Regions from separate parts of the Homo sapiens genome. Here region 2 is linked to region 1. The links are chromatin loops, found by intact Hi-C in ENCODE. Cell type or tissue: PC-3. All regions are shown on one strand. Links, peaks and the distances in the headings refer to the core of each region. The heading gives the core; the rest is flanking DNA.

Evidence for each region. A loop is a pair of places that touch in the nucleus more often than their neighbours do. Peaks named below come from ENCODE experiments on the same cell type or tissue, not always from the same donor. Only the 100,000 strongest peaks of a DNase experiment are listed, where the experiment ranks them.
Region 2: a loop joins it to region 1, with 8 times the contacts of the local background. A loop is called at or near these places in 2 of 110 quality-filtered maps.

Annotation. Positions count from the first base shown.
Region 1 is chr1:107,565,984-107,576,958 of GRCh38, reverse strand. It overlaps VAV3 (vav guanine nucleotide exchange factor 3), which reads left to right. Exons shown (of 27, transcript NM_006113.5): 26 at 2,761-2,912; 27 at 3,587-5,798. The coding sequence ends at 3,628. Among named protein-coding and RNA genes, the nearest start is that of MIR7852, 330 kb to the left of the region's middle. In PC-3, for the core only: no CTCF peak of the experiment used is centred there; a DNase peak (open chromatin) is centred at 4,158; H3K4me3 peaks cover 339 bases; H3K27ac peaks cover 1,664 bases.
Region 2 is chr1:107,644,925-107,652,924 of GRCh38, reverse strand. The region is part of intron 19 of VAV3 (vav guanine nucleotide exchange factor 3); the gene reads left to right. Among named protein-coding and RNA genes, the nearest start is that of MIR7852, 250 kb to the left of the region's middle. In PC-3, for the core only: no CTCF peak of the experiment used is centred there; a DNase peak (open chromatin) is centred at 4,674; H3K27ac peaks cover 1,194 bases.

The DNA of each region.
Region 1 (10,975 bases), core at 1-8,000:
AGCTGGGATGTGCATGCTTGGCTGGGAGGATGGAGGTGGTTTGTAACAAATTGTATGAATAATTTTCTTGAATTTTCCATGGGTTCTGCATGTTTCATTGATACCATCTTACAGGCTTTTCTTTATAATAGTTTTGATGTGAAGGATTACTTTACAGTAAGCATCTACAGGTTACCCCTTTCCACTGATGTAACAAAGTGGGAATTGGGCACCACATCAAAAGGATGAGGCCATTGTTGGCCATCCTTGGATGGATGGGGTTCAAAGATGGCAATGTGGAGTGGGTATTCTCTGTGTTTGCCTGTAAAAGGATAGACAGCTCTGAATTGCAAAATACTATTGTCTATCAAAATGTAAAAGTTTGGCTTGTTCTTCATTTAGAAATGGTGATAGGAAAGAAGTGGGTGAAAATGGTTGTGTTGAGATATTTTTGCCAATACCTAAATGCTCTTTTGCTTCTCTCTTTTTCTTTCTTTCTCAAAGCCCCCTCTTTGTTCTGTGGCTTTTCTTTTGTAACTCCTCCAGACTACAGCTTTGTTCCCCCTTCTTCCACTCCTTTCTGGTCAGGTACTGCTTTACTACTTTTATTTGTCTCTTCAACTTGCTTCTGCTTGCAAATAAAATATTTGAGTTCCATGTATGGCTTCTCATACGGATACATCTCCTCACAGACAATCCCTCGAGTTCCATTACCACCATGCACTTTACTCTTCTCTGTCATAGTCACCGTTCATCATGACATTTCACTCCTCTGGTGTTTGTGTGTGTGCTCATGCCATGAGACATTCTATAATTTATCTGTTGGGGAGAGTTTGCAGAGGGATGGGGCTGAAAGTATAAAGGGGGATGAAAAATCTATAAAATCATTATTTTTCTTGAAGACCAGAAAGTTTAGTTGAAAAAAGCCAATGTTTATGTATTTTCATGAAGAAAATAAATAGAAATAAAATCCCAACTTTGTTTTCAAATATAAAAGTAAAATTCAGTACACATTACTTGAAAAGATGACTGGCGCCCATGAATTCTGCAGTTCTTCGGTTTGTGCATGGGCATTTTGGTCTTGATTTCTGTCATTACCCAGAGAGTTTAATGGCTATTTACATGACATTTAGGGTATACATTAGATAAAGTCTGTTTTCTGACCGATTTTTAAAAATTAACCTGCACATCCCAATAAAAATCATAGAATTTAAAACTAGAAAAAACTTAGAAGTCATCTAGTACAAACATTTCATTTCATAGATGAGAAAAAATGTGGCCTTGAGGGGTTAGGAGACCTATGCAAGGTCACCACACAGTTGATGATTGGGTTTTTCCATCATAGGGGTGTTTTTATGTGCACCGACTCTAACAGTAGTGCCCCAGTAATGGGACAGTTTTCAGTGAGAAAGCTATTAAAGTGGTTTGTGTCCTGAACAGTAAAACAAAATGACCTATTTTTACTCCCTTTACAGTTCTGAAATCTAGAGTATTGCCATTCATTTATTTCGTGATGGACACCTGGAGTCTAAAAAAATTTCTGTCATTACAAAGCCATGAATAATAGGTCAGAGATCCCTGTGGCCAAGTGGGCAGGCTCTTCCAGGGTAACACAGGTCATAACTTCTGCTGCCTGAGCCCTGGGAACTGTTAAAAATACAGATGGTTGGTGTTTCCCATTTGTCTCTTTTTCTTACACTTAAGTTCCTTTACCATTTAAGATTTATAAAGTTTCACCAACCTCCGATGAGTGATTCTCAGAATCACTGAACATATAATTGAAAACACTTTATAACCCCAAAGAGCAACAGGTAGAGAAGTTAATATAAAGCGTGCCATGAAACACTAGAGACTAACAAACATGAACCACTGGAATGGAGTTTTCTTTTCAGAACAGGGCCAGCAGGGCCAGGGAGAAAGTTAGCTCCTCTCCTGCCATCGAATATTAAACACGCGCGCGTGTGCGCGCGCGCGCGCGCACGCACGCACACACACACACACACACACACACACACAGAGAAACTCAACTCTGAACACAGGATATTTAATACCCTGACATCTTATTTTTGATTAGATACATCAGTAAAGTTTTTCTGTAAGGCAGTATTTGTTTCAAAGAAAGAAAATATAGATGGTATTTGTGTGTTCCTTCTCTGAGACCTGATTCACACCTCTTCACTTAGGTGAATTATATAGAAAACAATAACTAAATTTATCCCCAAATAGTTTTAACATAGAAAGCCTTGTTAGGGAAGAAAGTGCCACTTAACCAGAAGTGATAACATAGATTTGACAAGAGACTGACATCAGAGCAAAATATTTCGTTGTTTTGAGTGTTAGTTAAAGCAGTTACTGGATAAAAACATAAAGCTTTACCTTGGAGGTGCTGGTTAGATTACTGGGCCATCAATAGGAAGTGTATGATGAAATTATTTTAGAATCTATCTCCTTAGATACTTAGATATTAACGAGTTTTTTTAATTTGTTTTTTTGTTTTGTTTTGTTTCATTTTTATAAAAACTAGTCCTTACTTTGATTGAGGTTCTTATGAAGAATGGAAAAACAGGACAATGGTTCTTTAAACTTATGAAGCGAATTTGCTTGCACCTGATTGAATTGAAACAGCAATTCTGCTGCTTTCAAGCTCCTCTGCCATTATCGCTGGTCTGTAATGAAATCACGACTGTGCATTTGATAGCATCAATAACATTCATCTGATTAGGTTGTTATGGTTGTTAACGAACTGCAAACCTACTGTCATTGCTTGTCATTTCTTGACAGTGTTAAGTCCAAAAGTGCTGGGCATTGCCATCGCTCGGTATGACTTCTGTGCAAGAGATATGAGAGAGTTGTCCTTGTTGAAAGGAGATGTGGTGAAGATTTACACAAAGATGAGTGCAAATGGCTGGTGGAGAGGAGAAGTAAATGGCAGGGTAAGTTGGCCCTCTCGATGTGCTGGTGCATGTGAAAGAAGGGGACTGAGCAGTTGTTTGCACCCATTGTGGCACCAGGGAGAAGCCTCTATACTGTATTACAGCTTTCAGCCCACAGGCCTCTGCCCTCTGGAAACTGGTGCTGTGTTTTGCTGATACCAGGGACTCGCTGAAAATATTTGAAATGAATATGATAGTGACATAAATAAAATTCACCTGGGCAAGTGGGACAGCTTGCTGCTTGGAAAAGAGTCGAGGAGCATTTCAGTTCTTTTTAGACCCTGAGCCATAGAGCTAAACTTTATGTGTATTGCAAAATATCTATAAGAACTGCTGATGTAAATTGGAAAGAATGGGACATAGTACCTCTGTCTTTTCATCCTGTTCTACAGCAGAAATAGGAATCATTATGCAGCAGAGCCCCCCTGTATTATACTTAATTTACATATTTATTTGTGTGCTAGTGGATTAGAACACTGTTTATTTTATTCCTCCATTTCGATCATTTACTCTATTAGGCTTCTAAGAGCAGTTAAACCAATCTTCTCACCTACAATGGACATAAAACCCCAGTTTAATTGGGGTGTTATGAAAACAAAATACTCTGTTTGTAGAATCCTTTGAAGTGTCAGATACAAAGTCATGTTGCTGTGTTGGTTGCTTTTCTTTTTTAGGTGGGCTGGTTTCCATCCACATATGTGGAAGAGGATGAATAAATTCAAATCCCGTGTTGCACCCTGCACCAAAAATTTCAGAGAAGGGATAAATAGAAGCCTGCACAGCATCGTGAATTAACTGAAGTGTTTAAAAAGCTGCATTTCTGGCTGTTCAACATCCTCCCTCCTTAGCCCCTCCTAAGTCTTAATGCTGAGATTTCTAAAGATGCTGGTACTGACAGATTAATGGCTTGCCTAGAGCTGTGCAAGAAACAGCCTGCCAGTCTGTCATTGTCAGGGACCAGGGCAAAACCAAGAGCTGTTCTTCCCAGAAGAGCCCTGCAAACACATTGGTTCGTGCTTCCCTTTACTTCTTCTGGTCAGATACCATGAATGCCAGTCATCAGTAAATCTTAATACACTTTTGCTTTATTCTCACATGCCATTCACCAGATTATTTGATGGTACAAAGAAGCAGAAGTGTAATTTTCCTTTTCCCAGCATGACGAAAAATTGGAGTTCTGCCATTTGAGCAGCTTACTGGAAAGATCCAGCCTTACTTGTCTTAAATTGTCCAACAAGGTGACTCATTGCCCGGCAAACACTTTTACCCTCAGATGTTACTCATGATATTATAAAATATGAGGCCAGTGCTCAGGTTTGCATCATAAGTGAGCTATCCCTGAAGGGTTTTAATTACTTATTTGGTGTCCTGATTATATTTGCAAACTTCTTTATAAAAGGTGAAAAAAGCACACAAAAGAGAGGGTGTCTTCATATTAAACCTTCACAACCTTCATGATTTCATAGGATTATTTTGGAAATATAGCACTTGACTTTATGAAAGGATCTGGGCTAGGTATATTAAGGGTAGTTGCCAATAACCTGAAGAAGCTGGCATTGTTTACAGAAACAGATCAAGGGCTATAATTTATGTCATTTTATAGCAGCAGTATCTATTAATACATGCCTTTTCCTCCCATCCACCTCCCCCGCACACACACAAAGATGACCTGGGACATGATTTTTTTATTCCCACATTTTCTTGGAGCACAAACAACTTTGTTGAGGATTTTGGAAGGAAAGCACAACTGGGTCCTTTATTCATTTCTGGGACAGAAAGAGGGTCAGTGGACTTTTGTGGGCCTCCAGCTTCTCTCAGAGTCTCCCCCTCTGCAGCCCATCCTGGGAGTGTATTAACTGGAGGGAAGATGGGTCTTGCAGTACATTTGTTTTGCCCAGCCATCACTCTTTTTTGTGAGGAGCCTAAATACATTCTTCCTGGGGTCCAGAGTCCCCATTCAAGGCAGTCAAGTTAAGACACTAACTTGGCCCTTTCCTGATGGAAATATTTCCTCCATAGCAGAAGTTGTGTTCTGACAAGACTGAGAGAGTTACATGTTGGGAAAAAAAAGAAGCATTAACTTAGTAGAACTGAACCAGGAGCATTAAGTTCTGAAATTTTGAATCATCTCTGAAATGAAGCAGGTGTAGCCTGCCCTCTCATCAATCCGTCTGGGTGCCAGAACTCAAGGTTCAGTGGACACATCCCCCTGTTAGAGACCCTCATGGGCTAGGACTTTTCATCTAGGATAGATTCAAGACCTTTACCTCAGAATTATGTAAACTGTGATTGTGTTTTAGAAAAATTATTATTTGCTAAAACCATTTAAGTCTTTGTATATGTGTAAATGATCACAAAAATGTATTTTATAAAATGTTCTGTACAATAAAGTTACACCTCAAAGTGTACTCTTGGAATGGATTCTTTCCTGTAAAGTCTTATCTGCGACTCTGTCTCGGGAATGTTTTGTCTGTTGCCGTCAGCCGAACTTTGTTATGGAGGGAGCAGCCTCACACAAGCAGAAACACTCCTGTGGATGGTATTGTAGCATGTATTGTTTATTTTAGTCAATAGACCCTCTCCTTATAAATGGTGTTTAGTCTTCCTGTTGCATTTCATGGGCCTGGGGGTTTCCTAGCAGAGGATATTGGAGCCCCTTTTTGTGACATTACCAATTACATCTTTGTCCACGTTTAATACTTTGTTTTGGAAAATTTAAATGCTGCAGATTTGTGTAGAGTTCTAATACCAAAGACAGAAGTAAATGTTTTCCATATACTTTGTCTTGCCTGTATGCAGCCCTCGTGTAATACGGTGAATTAGAGTGGTATTTCACTTTGTATTATTTTGTAAATATGTCAATATAATAAATAGTGACTAAATTGATTTCTAAGAGTTGGAGTCTTTTTATTGAATGATCCCTGTATTAGTCAGGGTTCCCCTGAAAATGGATGGCACTGGATTGTTGGGCCTGTACCAGGCCATCGCCAGCAGTCCAGAGTGAACAGAAGCAGTGTATGTGTGGAGGTCACCACCCCCCCGCCCGCCAGCCCCGTGGACGCTATGCGTCTAGTAGGAGGGCCGCTGCGGTGAGTCTTGAAGCCCAGGGCTGGGCCCGGGCAGAGCCGCCGCAGGTGCAGATGTTGGTGGTAGTAGCACATATTCTAAAGAGAACTTCAAAGGCCGAAGTGGAGAAGGGTTCCATGTGAACAGCAGTTGGACATGGGTCATTCGGTCCTGAGAAATAGGTGAGCGCCATTCTGAATGGACAGGCGATGGCCTCTGTTGCCCTCAGCCAATCGAAAGGGAGTCCGGTTCAGATCCCGAATCCGGAGTGGCGGAGATGGACACTGCCAAGCGTCCAGCACAGTAATGCGAAGGATCCCAGAGAAGCCAATGGAAGCCCCGGGGAGAGTTCTTTTCTCCTTGTGAAGGGCAGGGCGCCCTGGAATTGGGTTCGCCTGGAGAGAGGGGTCCGCGCCTTGGAAAGCGTCGCGCTTCCAGCGGCATCTGGTGAGCTCTGGAGGGCCCTTGAAAGTGCGGGGGAGAGGGTGTAAATCTCGCGCCCGGCTGTACCCATATCCACAGCATTCCTCCCTCTGGAACTAAGACCTCTAGGCCAGCACAACAGAATGTCGCGGGAACAGGAAGCAAAAATTTTGCTAGTGGATCACTTAGGGTGATGGTGAGTGGTGCCACTTCCACTTCCACCCCCTGATTCCTGGACCCTTGAATCCTGGCCATGGGAGAAACAGTACCATACATTGGACACTGATTCAGAGCATACACGGCCTTCTAAAGAATTTTGTCCCATCCCTGCAAAGTATTGTCACCTAGTTGGCATTGTAATTGTGACTTCAAAAGGCCATTCCACCTTTCTATCAATTCAGCTGCTTCAGGATGATGGTGAATTCCATGAGCATGAGCCCACTGCTACACTTCTTTAGCCATAAAGTGAGTGCCTTGGACAGAGGCAATGCTGTGTGGAATAGCATGATTGTGGATAAGGCATTCTGTGAGTCCACGGATGGTAGTCTTGGCAGAAGCATTGCATACAAAATAGGCAAACCCATATCTGGAGTAATTGTCTATTCCAGTGAGGACAAACTTCTGCCTTTTCCATGATGGAAGAGGTCCAATATAATCAACCTGCCACCAGGTAGCTAGCTGCCTGATCACCCCAAGGAATGGTGCCATATCGAGGGCTCAGTGTTGGTCTCTGCTGCTGGCAAATTGGGCACTCAACACTGGCTGTAGCCAGGTCAGCCTTGGTGAGTGGAAGTCCATGTTGCTGAGCCCATGTGTAACCTCCAACCCTGCCACCATGGCCACTTTGTTGATGGGCCCATTGAGCGATGACAGGAGTGACTGGAGAAGGAGGCTGAGTGGTGTCCACAGAATGGGTCATACTAGCCAGTTGATTATTAAAATCCTCCTCTGCTGAGGTCACCCATTGGTGAGCACTCACATGGGATACAAATATCTTCACAGTTTTTGGCCACTCAGGCCCATCCACATACCTCTTCCCCAGATTTCTTTGTCACCAATTTTCCAATCATGCTTCTTCCAGGTCCCTGACCACCCAGCCAAACCATTGGCTACAGCCCACGTATCAGTATATAATCACACAACCAGGTGCACTGATTGAAGTTCTGCCCACTGGAAATATTTCCCTTCAGCACTGTCCTTCAGGGATGTCTTGGAAAGGGGCTGTAGTGCTGCAGCTGTCCACTTTGGGTGATGCCTGCATATCATGAAGAACCATCTGTGAACCAGGCCCTAGTCTTCTCTCCTCTGTCAATTCATCATAGAGAACTCCTTATGCGGCCATTGGTGCAGGCTAGGGAAGAGAAAGCAGGGTGGCAGGAGTAGAGACCATGGGCGTTTGAGCCACTTCCTCATGTAACTTACTTGGCCTTCAAGACCTGCTCGAGCCCGATCACGTATATACCACTTTCATTTGATGATGGAATGCTGCTGTGCATGACCCACTTTATGGCTAGATGGGTCAGAAAGCACCCAGTTCATGATAGGCAATTCAGGTGGCATGGTGACTTGATGACCCATAGTCAAATGTTCAGTTTCCACCAAAGCCCAGTAGCAATCCAAGAGCTGTCTCTCAAAAGGAGAGTAGTTATCTGCAGAAGATGGCAGGGTCTTGCTCCAAAATCCTGGAGGCCTCCACTGTGATTCACCTATGGGGGTCTGCCGAAGGCTCCAAACAGCATCCCTATCTGCCACTGACACCTCAAGCACGATTGGATCTGCTGGGTCATATGGCCCAAGTGGCAGAGCAGCTCGTACAGCAGCCTGGACCTGTTGCAGAGCCTTCTGTTCTGGACCCCACTCAAAACTGGCAGCCTTTCAGGTCACTTGATAATTGGGCAGGACTAATATACCCAAATGAGGAATGTGTTGCCTCCAAAAGCCAAATAGGCCCACTAGGCATTGTGCCTCTTTCTTGGTTGTAGGAGGGGCCAAATGCAGCAACTTACCCTTTACCTTAGAAGGACTATCTTGACAGGCCCCACAGTCCCATAACACACATACACCAGCCCCATAATTAACATGGGGATTAAGCCCTAATTTTGTTTAAGTTTAGCTCAGGATTGCTGCCTAAGTTATGAACAGTGAACTACAAGGTAAACTCAATAGTTGCCAATAACATGTATTGGCATGCTTACCATGTGCCATGCTCTGTTCTAAGTGCTTTATTTGCACCAACTTACAACAACCCCCAAAGGTAGAACCCCATAATATTTTCATTTGCACATGAGGAAACTGAGGTACATCAAGAGGTTGCAACTTTCCCAAAGTCACACAGCTGCTAAGTGTCAGAGCTGAATTCTGACTTGGGTGGTCTGGCTCCAGAGTCCGTATAACCACTACCCTATCCTGCCACACTTTGTAGGGCAAGAGAGAGATTTCGTACATTTTTAAACTTACATAACCGAGAAGAAACTATACGATACTAAACAGTGGTTTGAACAATGAAAGGTTAACACAGAATTCAGAAATATGCCACTATTCCTGCCACCTAAAAGAAAACCCAAAAAAGATATTGCCTAGAGAGATTAGTATCAGATTGAATTTTCGTTTCTACTTTGATTCACTCTTGCACTAGAAAATGGCTGCTAATCCAGAGAGGCTTGGAGTCAAGTTTCCCTTGGTGGAGCAGGCCAGCTGATAATCCACAGTGATGGAGTCTGTCTTAGGGAGAGGGTGGAATCACTTCATTCCTTCTAAGGACCAGGAAAGGCCATGGTGGTAGCTTCTGCTTGACTTCACCATCACAACCTTGCTACAAACACAAAATTCCTCTTATTTTCATTACGATACAGTGGGTTATACAGCCCTGAATCCATTATTTGAGGAGCCAACTCCGTTGGTATCTTTATCACTTCTCTTTGACATATTAACATTACGTGACTGTTAGACCTTGTATCAGTTCATCACCGTCCTCACCACTGCCAATTGTACTCACCGTTGCTCCCTTTATTTGCTAGTTAACATGGGAACACAGCTTTGTAACAAGTATTTTGTCTTCCACCAAATGAGTGAAGTAAAATATGCTGGTAGTTAGTTTTTCGTTGTTTGTTTGTTTTGAGACAGAGTTTTTCTCTTGTCGCCCAAGCTGGAGTGCAATGGTGCGATCTGTGCTCACTGCAGCCTCCACCTCCCAGGTCCAGGCAATTCTCCTGCCTCTGCCTCCTGAGTAGCTGGGATTACAGGCACCCACCGTCACGCCCAGCTAATTTTTGTATTTTTTTAGTAGAGACGGGGTTTCACCATGTTTGCCAGGCTGGTCTCGAACTCCTGACCTCAGGTGATCCACCCACCTCGGCCTCCCAAAGTGCTGGGATTACAGGCGTGAGCCGCCATGCCCAGCCACTGGTAGTTAGTTTTGAGGCATCTTGCTTTGTTCTACTTAATCTGACAGCTGTACAGAAGAGTGAAAAGGTATGGCCCTATAAGTCAGACTGACTGTCTCAGTTTATATCTCATCCCTACCATGCAGAACCTCCACCAATCAGTACCACAACACCTACTTCATAGAACGGTTGTGTGACACAACTGAGATCATCCACATAAAGTGGAACAGTGGCTGGCATATACAAAGCCATATTTGTCATTATCATCCTTGTTGTGATTGTCAGATGGGTTTGCTGACAAGTTTGGATAGTTGGCATCTTAATATTTGAAATTCTTTAGCATAAATTAGGCTCATTTATTGGATTGAGGAGAAAAACTCTGCAGATTCGAAATTAACCTTTCTAGGATGGGAATTAAACTATTTGTTCATAGGAAGAAGGAGGGTTTTAGCATCAGTCAGACCGGGGTTCAAACCCCAACCCTGCCACTAACTTTTAGGAGCATCCACTACCTCTTCTGTAATAAAGGGATCATTAAAAGTGCCTGAGAGAGCTGTTGTGAAGAATAAATGATAACATATGAAAAAGGTCCCTAGTACAGAGCCTCACACATAGTAGGTATGCAAGAAATATTGGTTTCCCTCCCTTTATGAAAGATAAGATACTCAGGTATCAAATTATGTACTTGCTGCCGTTATTTTGAATATTATTGGGAGTCCATGCTTTGTTTTTTACATATAGTTTAATTTTCTGCACTTAAATTATGGACAGAGTAAAAAGTATACATGTTCAGGAAGATTAATATGCAAACCCACAAACAATCTCAGAAGTTGAATTTAACAGCTCTACATTATTTTGACTAGGAAAATGGAATTTTTACTCAGCTCATAATCATTTAGACTGAGTCCATTAGTCACTTCATTTTTCACTGAAAACTAGTTTGCTGTGATTGGTTGGACTCTGATTAGAAATGTTACGCACCCACATCTGGTCTGGCACCTTATTCTAAGTAATAAGGTGGTTTGGAAGCCACCTTATTCTAAGTAATGAACAAGTCCCAGAAAGGATATCATAAAGGAATTCTGTCTCTCGTTCGGTGCCATTGATTAAACCAGATCGAGGGAAACAGTGACAGAAAACAAACTCCTTTTGAAGCACTCTAGACACTGGCTGTCAAAGTCCCTGAATTTC
Region 2 (8,000 bases), core at 1-8,000, 76 kb before region 1:
AGGATGAGTATAAATTATTAAGAGGGCCTTAGTAAGAACCTTTAAGGAATATATTAGCAGTTTTACATGTCAAAAACAATTTTATTTTTTTGGAAAATGTCAGTTACACTTAGCATATTGATAGTTGGGTAGAAGCACAAATAAATAAAAGTAGTTTAAAAGCAAGTAAAAACTAATGATCAAGTGGCAGTTTGTTTCTATAATACCAATAATAACTGAATATTTGTATCATTAAAAGCTAAATTTGGCTATGAAAATAAATGTTTATCATACAAATTTAGGCAATATAAATATATATATGAAAACAAGAGGAGATAGATACTAACAAGTAAACAGATAACTATGTGAATTGCAAGTTCATAATGTAGACTGCCTTGGCTGGACCTGTTACAGGAAAGGGGTCCCAATCCAGACCCCAAGAGAGAGTTCTTGGATCTTGCACAAGAACTAATTCAGGTGAGTTCATAGAGTAAAGTGAAAGCAACTTTATTAAGAAAGTAAAGGAATAAAATAATGGCTACTCCATAGACAGCGCAGCCCCAGGGACTGTTGATTGGCCATTTTTGTGGTTATTTCTTGATGATTTGCTAAACAAGGGGTGGATTATTCATGCCTCCCCTTTTTAAACCATGTAGGGTATCTTCCTGACATTGCCATGGCATTTGTAAACTGTCATGGCACTGGTGGGAGTGTAGCAGTGAGGACTAGGAGAGGTCACTCCCGTGGCCATCTTGGTTTTGGTGAGATTTAGCCGGCTTCTTTACTGCAATCTGTTTTATCAGCAAGGTCTTTATGACCTGTATCTTGTGCTGACCTCCTAGCGTATCCTGTGACTTAGAATGCCTTAACCGTCTGGGAGTGCAGCCCACTAGGTGTCAGCCTTATTTTACCCAGCTCCTATTCAAGATGGCGTTGCTCTGGTTCACTCGTCTGTGACAGACCTACTTGCTCCAGGTATTTAAGGAACCCTAAGAAAGCATGACTAAAAAGAGTGAGCAAGTGTGAGGCTGGAACAAGATGAAACTGGAGAGTTATCAGGTGCCAGAAAATATATAGGGTCTTGTATGCAGTGACCAGGAGTTCAAATTTAATTTTAAGTGCAGTGAGCAAGTTTTTAATAGGAAACTTATTATATAATTTATTATTTTTTTAATCAGGCTGCTGTGTGTAGGATGGTCAAACATTATAAGATTGAATGAGGAAAAGCCAATTAGAAAGACAGTGCTTGAACTGGGAGGTAGAAATGAAGGTGGCAAGAAATGGTTTGATTAGAGAGAAATTTTAGAGATATAATCAAGTATATGTGCATGTGTGTGCACATGCATATTTGGAAGGGTGGCCTTTGGGAGAGAAAGGGTCCCTCCCTCCCTCCCTCCCTCCCTTCCTTACTTTGTTTCTTCCTTCCTTTTTGAAAAAAAATAAATAAATAATTGAGATAAAGAGCACAACCTATGGCACCATGGTGTTTGGTCACAGTCTAGTAGATATAAACTCTGTACGAAGACACAAAAAAAAGGTGCTATAGTCTGGTACCTACACTTTATACTAAATAAATACTGTTGGTGTATTGAGTGGTACTGAAGCAAGAAGATTGAGTATCTAAAGGAGTGTATGTTTAAGGCACTTAAAATGCACTTAAGGGAATGTTGGTAGGTGTTTTAGTCTGTTTAGGCTGCTCCAACAAAATACCATAGACTCTGTGGTTTATAAATGACAGCTGACAGTTCTGGAGTCTAAGAAATCTACAATCAAGGTGCCAGTAGATTCAGTGTCTGGCAAGGGCCATTACAGATGGCTGTCTTCTCAGTGTTCTCACGTGGTAGATGGGGTGAGGGAGCTCTCTAGGGCCTCTTTTACAAGGGCAGGAATTCTGCACATGGGGCTCCACCCTTGTGGCCTAATTGCCTCTCAAAGGCTCCACCTCTTTCATTCATGTCCCTACAAAGGACATGAACTCATCATTTTTATGGCTGCATAGTATTCCATGGTGTATATGTGCCACATTTTCTTAATCCAGTCTATCATTGTTGGACATTTGGGTTGGTTCCAAGTCTTTGCTATTGTGATTGGAAATCATCATTCTCAGTAAACTATCGCCAGGACAAAAAACCAAACACCGCATGTTCTCACTCATAGATGGGAATTGAACAATGAGAACACATGGACACAGGAAGGGGAACATCACACTCTGGGACTGTTGTGGGGTGGGGGGAGGGGGGGGAGGGATAGCATTAGAAGATATACCTAATGCTAAATGATGAGTTAATGGGTGCAGCACACCAGCATGGCACATGTATACATATGTAACTAACCTGCACATTGTGCACATGTGCCCTAAAACTTAAAGTATAATAATAATAATAAATAAATAAATAAATAATAAAATAAAAATTTAAAAAAAAAGGCTCCACCTCCTAATACCATCATGTTGGGAATTACGTGTCAACATATGTATTTGGGGGTACATAAACATTTAGTCTATAGCAATGGGTTTATTAGTAGAAATTATATATGAGTTTTAAGGAGTGAGAATAGTAGTTCAGATTATTTTTTCCCTTGGGTTGGTGGATGAGCTGAATATTCAGACATCAGTAAGTATATGCCAGGAAGAAGGTAAAGTATGTTAATGAGAACTTGACCTGTTCAATAAATTTCAAGTAATTCACAGAATGAGTGTAGGAAAGGAGTAATAAAATGGGCCAGACCCTCAAGACTGCCTATTATCAAGTTTAAATTTTATCCATTGCTTTCATGCAGTGTCACTGACCTTTTTTCTGTCCCTCAAGTACTTTCAAGTTCTTTCCAGTTTCAGAGCATTCACGCATATGGCTCAGTTTGCCTGTTACATTTTTCCTCCCAAATGCCTACTGTCTTCTCCTCAGGTCTTAACCCTGACCTGATGGCCTACCCTTAAATAAAGCATCCCCCACTCCACACACACCCCTGTCACTCTCTAATCCAGAATCTCTTTCTAAGTGGTTCTTTATGATACTTTTATCTGGTATTATTACATTGATTCACTTGCTTTTGTGTTTGTCTCCTCCACTAAAATATGAGCTTTATGAGGGAGGGATGTAGTCAGTCTTATTTATGGTAGCATTCACAGTGCAAAGCCAATATCAATGCATGAATGATCTGTAAATATTTGCTGAATAAGTGAATGAACCCATAGAACAAAGAAGGAAAATTAGGTTCTTGCAAAGTGCCCTTAATCATTTTTACTTTTACGCTGTTATCTTCTCCTTTAGATATCCTTTATGAGTGGACTGATAATGGTTCATTTTGGTTGCGAGAAAGAAAACATGCTCAGTTGCTCTGGGAGCTGGGTGTTTATGGTAGGAGGTTAACAACAACAAAAAAAAAGCCAAGGGGATCATCTCAATAATCACTCTGGACCTCAGTGCCTTAGAAGAAGGGAAGAGTACAGGAGGCTTTAAGGGAATCTTTCTGGACCAACCATTTTATAAACTAGTGATCTCAGTCATCTTTTGTTTACAGAAGTCAGAAATTGTTCTTTGCTGACTTAGATATCTGCCTCCTGCTTCCATGTTCTGTAAGAGCAAATATTCTTCAATGAGTGCTGCTCCTTTAGACTGTCTCTCTTGGCCTCCTCTTCAGCCGCTGGTGTCTCACATGTTAAGCCTATTTATTGCAGTCTTTGAGTTAAGTTAATCACCAGCCCTGAATTACTTGGGTGTAGTCAGATGAGCAGAATAATGTGGTTTAGGTGATAATAACCTTATGTAGAAAGAACTCCCTGTGGCTGCTAACTCACACGTCCACAGAGCTGCATACAGACGTGTCAGGCTCTAAGAGTTCTACAGATTGTCCAATACAGTGCTTGCTTTTTTTTTGTTTGTTTGTTTTTTGAGGGCTTTTGAGGCTGTTTTTAGAATATATTACTGGGAGTTATTACCTTCCTCCTGGAATTTGCCTAGTATTGGTGAGCTCTCAGTTGTTCACCACTTGAAGAAAAGTTCTACCTCCTCCTTTCCTGCTTCCCAAGATAACACCAGACATGTGGCGGGTACTCAGATCATCCTGAAACATACATCAGCCATGTCAAGTGGCCTCTTTTCTACCAGTCTCATTCCCTGTAGGTTGCATAGAATGACCAACCTGAAGTAGGGAAGCCTGAACTAAGAGTCTATAAATTGGATTTTTGTTCCATTTTTGCTTCTGATTAGCTGTTGACTTTAGACAATTTATTTTAGTATTTAGTTTTATAATGTGACAAATAAGGTGGTTAGACTAGGTGACAATACTCTGTAAAATTGTGTAATTGTGTTCTTTTTCTATCTTTAAAGAAGATGATAAGATAGCTCAGGGCTATGCTTCTGAAACTGGATTCCTTACATCCCTGGGAATAGCTGTTTGCCAGGGGTCTGCCAAGTACATGGCATTTTCTCCTGAAGCTTTGACCTTAAATATTTTAGGGAAACATTTTTTCCAATAAAATGTACATGTATAACAGAACAGAATGTTAAATTTGCATGGATTTTCAAGTAACACATGAAATTTTATAGTTATTTTATATTTGGTAGCCTATAAACACCTTTTTAATAAAGGTGAAAAAAACTTCCAAAGACATTATCATATCTTTCATCCTTGATTCATGATTCACTAATACTCCAGTAGACAGTGCCAAAGAGTGACTAGTCAGTGGTTATGAAGTTGAAGGAAGGCATCTCTGCCTCATCCTTGTTTTTATATGAGCTGTGACAGTGCTATTTCCATTATTTGAGTCATCATTGTTTATAAAAATAATGTAGGCTTCTCTGGTGAAAATTTTAAAAATTATTGATGGGGAGTGTTCCCTTTGTGAACAGTCAGTTCTTTAGACCAGTTTGTTTTCCACCAAATTGCCTGCTTCTGTTGTAGCATGGAATTTTTCCACCAAAATTCTATGCCGTGGTTCCTTTTACTCCTCTCTGAAGACCAGCAGATCAATGAAAAAGTCATGCTTTCTTAGAAAGAGCCCTATAAGCTGTGATGTCAGGGGAATCCCAGCACCTAGCATCCCAGGCTCAACCTGATTCTTAGGACCTGATTCTTAGATTGTGAACTTGTATCAGGAAAGGTCCAGATGTTAATTTATAAAGGGTTTTTTAGTTGGGAGGATGACAGGCAGCACTTATTTCACTGTAATTTTCTCAAAAGCAAATTTGGCAGTGGTAGGTGTTGGTCATGGTGTTTTGCACATGTACCCACAAGAATGTGATTCCCAAACTTGGCTAGAGTTTGGATGTCACACCTAGGAAATTTATAGAAAAAATAATGTACATGTTTTAGGGTCCTACCCAAGAATTATGAAAGGAAAATTTCTGAAAATTTTTATAGATATGAACATTTATTTGTTTTAAAGTTCCCTCTGGATGGAGGTCCATGCCCAGTTGTATTGTTATCTCAGAGTTCACCTGTCTGTCTATTCCATGGACTGACTATAGGCTGTTTGAAGGCAGGATACTTTCCCTTGCTTTCTTCTGAAACTGCCATGCCCAGCACTTATGGAATGCTGAAGTCACATTTGATGAATGAATTAATATGTTATGCTTGTGATCAGTTTCCCAGGATAAAACATCTACATGTTCTGATATCTTGTAAAACTAATTATTTTTTAATGTGGCTGTGTTTAGATTTTAAATTGGGCCTCAGAGGTGAAAGGCTAGCATATTACCTACAGCCCATTTATCTAGTAGGCAGTACTCTCCTCTAAGTTATTGCCTCGGGGAAGCCCATTGCATTAGGGCAGTGATAACAGCATCATGAATAGATACTAATCTATGTTGTAGCAATCGCTCTTCTTGCCCTGCTTGGAAGACACAGTGGTTGATGCTCCTATAATTAGCTGTTCAGTTCATTGAAGTTTGAAAGTTTATGTGAAAATTATCAGTGAAACAATTTATATCTAGAAAATTTTCTAATAGGGTTCTACTTAGAATTAACTTTTAAAAAAAGCACATGTGTCATTTGGAGTGTGTCACTCTTAGCGGTACTAAATTCAGATTTGAAAGGAAATTTTGTTTCAGGTCCCCCTTTTAAAAACACTTCTGTATTGTTTTGGGAAACTCCAGCATTCTGCATACCTACATGTAGCTTTAGTTTTATTTAACCAGAAACACACGACTATTAGTAGAGTGTAACTATCCTTTTAATATTGCTAATTTGTTTGTTAATTCCTCCTGCATAAGTTTGACTTGGGCATTTTGTCTGATGTAAGACCAAGCACAATTACTAATGTGAGCAAAAGTTAATGAGCAAAATTGTCAAGTTATATATTAAGGGCATAGTTAGCTGTACAACAAAGCTTTTGTTGTAGGGGATAAAACAAGGTAAAATAATTAAACATCTGGCAGGAGATCTAATTTTGGCTTAGTATTTTAATCATATTCTCTTGGATAATTATAATTGATTATATAAAAGTTTTAGGAACTTCTAAGATTGCCCAAATACATATGGTGAAAGTACATGTGATTATTTTGCATTTAATGTCTGAAGGTAGTTGCAATATAAATATTCATATTTGGGTGAGCAACACTGTAACTCAGCTAACACATCTGTTGTAAATAAATTCTGGAGTGGAGAGAAACTAAACAATTGTTGGGTCTGTATTTTCCCAAGAAGAGAGAAGCAACTTTCTGAGATTAGTTGTGAGTTTATAATATAATGAAATGTGTATTTCTTGTCATTTTTTAAGGAATATGACTGTCTGTTTCCAATTAATCACTGCCAGTGAGGAAACTTAGAGTTCAAGTTTTGTAGTTTACGCTACTTTGCACCTCAGCATCCTTTGAAGTATGGTAGCCAAGGGAAAATATGGAGTTTTTTAAGGAACTGGTGATTTTAAGCCTGAACAAATTTTGAAAGACTAATCTATGAAAAGGAGATTTGCCATCTTCAGCATAATTCCAGATGGAAGGCAGTAGGTCAATGGAGAGAAGTTACGTAGAGATTTTTAAGTAAGTTTCAAGAAGACCTTATTAATAAACTCTGCAACAATGACTGAGTTGTCATGGGGATGTGTGGTGAATGTTCTGCCCTGGACATTTTTAAACAGAGGTTAAAAACCTATCAGAGGCATATTTTCTAAGGGGAGAAGAAAACCTATATTAAATTAATACTAAATGACTGTTCGAAATATGAACATCTGTAAATCTAATTTATTCTCCGTTCTTGATCTCATTTGTGAAGTGTGATGCCTTCTGTGGCAGTAGATTGTGTTAAGAATTTTATTGATGATTGAATGCTGACGTCAGGTTTAACCCATTTCCTCTTAATCGCAATTTTTTGTCTTCCAGTTAATGTGAGTGTGTTCACATTCTTAGCAATGTAATGGTGCCTTTTTCATAAGTGGAAAGATATTAAAGGGCATTTTGGATAGCAACCATTTATCCCACCTGTATTGTAGAACACCTACTATATGCTAAAATCAGAAGCAAAGAGCAAGTTGTCAGAATTCATTATATCGCTGTGCCCTTGTTTCATTCCTTTTATCCTTTGATCTCTGTACCCCTGACAACAGATCATGCTGAAATTGGAAGTGCTGACAGTAAGAAATAAATTGCCAAAGATAACCCTAACAAATGACCAAAAAAAAAAAAAATACATTCCATTATATCATAAACTCACAACCCATTCCACAAAAAACCATATGAGTTGAAGAAACACTATACTTTGTAAGTTGATTATGGCTGAATAGAGGTTAATGACAATGTCCTAGTGGCTATTTCCTGGGCTTAAGCATAATTCTTGGCAAGGGTTACACATTTTTGCTTTGGGGAAGAGGTCAGCAACATACCTATAGTAGTGTGCTACTAGGTGAACTTCTTAAATGAAGCTCATAACCAAGAAGAAAGCAATACCAGAAAAGATAGAGTAAATAAAAAACTTAGGAATAAGTGGGACTAGAAAAGCTAGAATAGCTAAGTCCTATTACTTGACCAGAGTATACTAGTGTATACTCTGTATACTCGAGTATACAGAGTATACTAGTGTATACA